2 separate regions of the Homo sapiens genome follow, and region 2 is linked to region 1. Evidence: read pairs that join two places in POLR2A ChIA-PET (ENCODE). Cell type or tissue: Panc1. All regions are shown on one strand.

The links. ChIA-PET counts read pairs that join two places held together with the same protein. Peaks named below come from ENCODE experiments on the same cell type or tissue, not always from the same donor. Only the 100,000 strongest peaks of a DNase experiment are listed, where the experiment ranks them.
Region 2: POLR2A ChIA-PET joins it to region 1 with 5 read pairs; 2 of 35 experiments call an interaction of 5 or more read pairs at or near these places.

What each region holds. Positions count from the first base shown.
Region 1 is chr15:71,291,496-71,293,995 of GRCh38, reverse strand. The region is part of intron 6 of THSD4 (thrombospondin type 1 domain containing 4); the gene reads right to left. LOC124903521 (a long non-coding RNA gene) reads right to left here. Exons shown (of 2, transcript XR_007064701.1): 2 at 2,193-2,500. LOC124903520 (a long non-coding RNA gene) reads left to right here. Exons shown (of 2, transcript XR_007064700.1): 2 at 1-2,500. Among named protein-coding and RNA genes, the nearest start is that of THSD4-AS1, 100 kb to the right of the region's middle. In Panc1, no CTCF peak of the experiment used is centred here; no DNase peak of the experiment used is centred here; H3K27ac peaks cover 2,178 bases.
Region 2 is chr15:71,383,846-71,386,345 of GRCh38, reverse strand. The region is part of intron 6 of THSD4 (thrombospondin type 1 domain containing 4); the gene reads right to left. Among named protein-coding and RNA genes, the nearest start is that of THSD4-AS1, 200 kb to the right of the region's middle. RefSeq lists an enhancer at 1-358. In Panc1, no CTCF peak of the experiment used is centred here; no DNase peak of the experiment used is centred here.

The DNA of each region.
Region 1 (2,500 bases):
TAGCAAACACATAGCACATGTACTGCAAGTGCCCTGCCCCAGGATTCACGGTGGTCTCACACCCTTCAGGGACCCCCCAGGCAGCCACTGGGAGGGACTGTTTCATGTGCACCTCCCAGGCCTGAAGCAAAAGCCTAGACTTTCCACTTCCAGTTAAACATGGAAGAGTGACCATCTTACACCTCCTCTCCCTTCCAAAACCCTACTAAATTTCCTACTGTTAGGGAATTTTAAAACGTTTTAACCTATGAGGACAAAGCAAAAAGAGAGGAGATATCCACAAATAAAGATTTCAGCAAACTTGGAGAAAAGTAGAGGAAAGCGTTGTAATTGAGTGTAAGTTGCAAACATTCATATCCACTGTGGAGGAAACTTGAGAACAAAGCCATCTGGACTGACAGACACCCCAGTAGCCCAGCCCTCGGAGGCACAGGAACCATGAAAGATGAGGCTCTGGTTCATGATGGAAAACTGAGCTACTAAGCCCATGTTATGCAGCCAGGCTACTACGTAACCCCCATGCTCCTCCCCAAGCAGGGGAGAGGTTTACTCTTCAGAGAAACTGAGAAGGGGCTGCAGACCCAGGAAACAGGCACCATGGAGAACAGAGCTCAGGGCAAGGGGCACCCAGAACACCAACCACACGTCCACCTCCACAGGCAGGAGATTCAAGGGTTCTTCTCTGGAGAAAACCAACCACCTGAGAGGAAAACCATCTACATAATGACAGTTGTGTGCAGGGTTCCAACAAAAAAAGATAGCTCAAAATCTGTTCTCCTAAAGAAAAGCTCATCAACCAACTACCCCACCTATGCATGCTGAGCTGCACGGCACAGGGCATCTGCAGCACATGCACGTAGAACTTTCGACCTGTCCAATATGGATATACTCTAAAAGCTGACAGCCATCTGGGGAAAGCCCCTGACAAGAAAGGCAGGGTTAACACAAACACAAAAAGAACTTGGAGGTGAGGGGATAGGCAGGGAAAATAAAAAGAACTTCAAAAGTCCTGTTATATTTGGCCAGGTGCGGTGGCTCATGCCCGTAATCCCAGCACTTTGGGAGGCCAAGATGGGCGGATCACAAGGTCAGGAGATCAAGACCATCCTGGCTAACACAGTGAAACCCTGTCTCTACTAAAAATACAAAAAATCAGCCGGGCGTGGTGGTGGGTGCCTGTAGTCCCAGCTACTCGGGAGGCTGAGGCAGGAGAATGGTGTGAACCCGGGAGGCGGAGCTTGCAGTGAGCTGAGATCGCACCACTGTGCTCCAGCCTGGGCGACAGAGCAAGACTCCGTCTCAAAAAAAAAAAAAAAAAAATCCTGTTATATTCTTAAAGAATGTTAATTAAAGTATGTTAAGATAGTGCATCCATGAAACAAGAACAGAATGCTATGTGAAGGAAATAATCAGAAACTAGAAAGGTCTTAGAAATTACATGGTCATAAAAATTAAAGAATTCAACAGAGAATTTAGAAGACAGTCGAGCAAATACCACAGAAAGGAGAACCAAAAATAAAAACAGAAAATAGGAAAGACAAGGAAATTTGAGATGCTGTCCAAAACAGCATTCCAGAAATAAAGAACAGAGAATATACAAAGAAGGAAAGTATCAAAGAAATATTGGAAGAAACTACACAAGCATGAGTTTCTACCTTGAAAGGGTTCATCAAAAGGGATGCATAGGAGACAATGGATATTCAAAGGCCCTCCCCGAGATACCTCATCACAACGTACCGGAATGCCAGAAATCAACCGAAGACCTGAAAAGCATCCAGAGGCAAAATTCAATCACACACAAAACAAAGAGCATCAGGATGGCATTGGTCTTACCACAAGCAGAATGCTGGAAGACAATGGTGGAATACCTTCAGAACTCTAAGAAACAAATGATTTCCAACACTGATTTCCAAAACTGGTTTAATTATGTCAAGTCTAGGGTGCAATCAACACATTTTAGATATGCAGAAGCTAAAACAATACTTCCCTCGCACCCTTTCTTGAGAAGCTATTAGAGGATGTGCTTTCAGTAACCAAGAAAGCAGGATGTGGTAGACAGGGGCCACCACAATAGAGGATGCTAGCTATGCTCCCAGCCTAGAACACAACTAGTCCAGACTGGAGTAGGAGGGTGGAAGACTAAGGGTAGGAGGCCTCCAAGAAAAAGCAAAATGCAAATGGTAGGTTATGTGTTTGAGTACTCAGAAAAATGGATAGATGTCAGAAAGATATTGCAGTGATTAATTTTATGTGTCAACTTCACTGGGTCATAGGGTGCCCAGATATTTGGTCAAGCATTATTCTGGTAATAATATGTGTGTCTTTGAGGGTGTTTCTGGACAAGATTAACATTGGAATCAGTAGACTGAATAAAGCAGACGGCCCTCCTCAAGGTGGGTGGGCATCATCCAATCAGCTTAAGGCCAGAATAGAACAAAAAGGCTGACCCTCCCTCAAGTAAGAGGGAACTCCTCCTGCCTGATTGCTTGTGTTGGAATTT
Region 2 (2,500 bases), 92 kb before region 1:
TGAATCTGGAAATTGCTTACCTGTCCTCCTTGGGTAGCATTCCTTTGAACTATTATCTTAGCTGCTCACAGCATGAGCTTCTTTATTTGGCTGGCAAACCATTAAGTAGCTGCCTGTTTTGTCTTTGATTTTTAATGGAAGTCAACCCATTAACATTTGGGCAGCAGAAACAAGGCTGTGGTTGTCACTCTCTGATTTCTGGTGTTGCTTTTCTGTACGTTGGCATTTATTCAATCTTCACTAAGCACCTACTCAGTAAACAGTCCCAGGAAATACTGGTGCCTATGAGACAGAGAATATGATTTCTTCTCTGACATTTCTGTTGGTCCGCTAGCTACTTAAGCATCACTTTCCTCATTTTTCCTTAGAGTTCTGCCTCCATTCTGCCATTGCTTTCTTTAAACTAACACACAGTTCTACTGATAAATTGTTGTTTCCTGGTGTTAAACTCACAGCATGAACATCAGCAGCTTTCCGGACCCCCATCTCTTGATCTGTACAGTAAGGAGGTTGGGATGATCTCTTAAGTCCATCCTATTTATGAAGGTGTTAAATTAAACGAAACGTGATTTGAGAAAGCCTCCATATTTGCATACTCAAGCCCTTATGTAACCAAAACCTAACTCTGTAAACAAACCATAAATCTAATTTAGGAATTTGGCTTTGTAACAGATAACTGAGTCTCAGCCAATCAGGGCAGCCAAGTTTCAGTCAATCACAGGTGGCCACGTATTCAAACCAGGTTCAAATTTATTCGCTTTAGCGAACTCCAAGCTCTAAGTGAGCCAGCTGTTTCTATAAGTCACTTCTGTTTTCTGTACAATCCTTCCCTTTTTGTGTCCATAAGTGTCCAGTCATGTGGCAGCCCCAAAGTCTTTCTGAACCTGTTCTGCTTCTGAGGGCTACCCGATTCACAAACTGTTCTTTGCTCTATTAAACTCTTATTTGTCTAAGGTTTTTCTTTTAAGAGATTAGTGTCACAAGTGGGACTCAAAGTCAGACTCCAATGACCCCCAGGAACACCAGGCAACCAGGTGAGGTATCCATGGAGCCCAAAGTGCTCACTGCTCTCGTTTGTAACTGGAGGTCATGGGTTAGTTTTTCTCTTGAGTTCTGAACTCCACAGCGTTGTGTCTAGAGCTCTCCTAGTTTATATGAGCAATTTTTTTTTAACTGAATTGGGTTCGGAAGTCACGAAAGCAACTGGACTGGATCCAGGATTGGATTGGATCCAATAATTAACTGGACTGGATCCAGCTATAGGCCTCAGATGTCTGACAGAATCAAAGGGAAACTGGCAGTAAATGGCAATTACTGAAGGGGGTGCAAACTCCAGCTTTCAGAAATTTGCAGGGATTTTGTGTCCTATCCTCATCATTTCTTTTTCTTGCATGTTTAGGTAAAGAAAAATCATTGGCTAAGCTGGTTAAGGGGATCTGAGAGCCAAGGCCAACATTCAACATAAAAATGGGATCCTTAACTTTGGAAGAATTGAGTACTCCACTTTCTTGTCATGTCTACCTTTACATGTATTAGTATTAGGCCCTGAAAGGCAAAGTCTTACTGAAGATAATTTAAAATTACAATGCCGTTATGTGGATGGTTCCAAATGAACGGCACTGCACTTTAAGAAGTGCATTTTAAAATGTGGGCTCCAGAACTAGGCTCACCCGGGAAGCCTATTGATGTGCAGATGCTTCTAAGAAGGTTTCAAAAATTTTATTGCCTCTTTTAAAAGACTATTTGCAAAAGGCAAATAAAAAACTGAAGCAACTAATTGAAAGAAAAATTGAATCTGCTAACCTTTTGGCTTAGCTACTTACCTCATCCAGAAGGCAAAAAGCAAGCTGGATAAAGTGTTTATAAAGGTATACCTTCAGATAAAGGAAGGCTTCATCTTTTTCAGTGCTATCCATGCTGAATCCAGGCACACAAAATAGTTTCATGTTTTTGTTTTTTTTTTGAGACGGAGTCTTGCTCTGTACCGTTGCCCAGGCTGGAGTGCAGTGGCGCACTCTCGGCTCACTGCAAGTTCCGCCTCCGGGGTTCACGCCATTCTCCTGCCTCAGCCTCCTGAGTAGCTGGGACTACAGGCACCCGCCACCACGCCCAGCTAATTTTTGTATTTTTAGTAGAGACGGGGTTTCACCTTGTTAGTCAGGATGGTCTCGATCTCCTGACATCGTGATCCGCCCGCCTCGGCCTCCCAAAGTGCTGGGATTACAGGCGTGAGCCACCGCGCCCGGCCACAAAATAGTTTCTTTGCCCTATTTGTTAATGAGCTCTGCCCTGAATTAGTAATTTTAGCTAAGAAACAGAAGCTAAGTTGCAAAGAGACCACCTATTGAACTAAATTGGTCTCTCAAATACAGTCATTCCTCAATATCCACAGGGGATTAGTTCAGGACTTCCTGCAGATGTAAAATCTGCAGATGATCAAGTCTCCTATGTAAAACGGCGTATTATATAAACTACGTACATCCTCTTGTATACTTGAAAT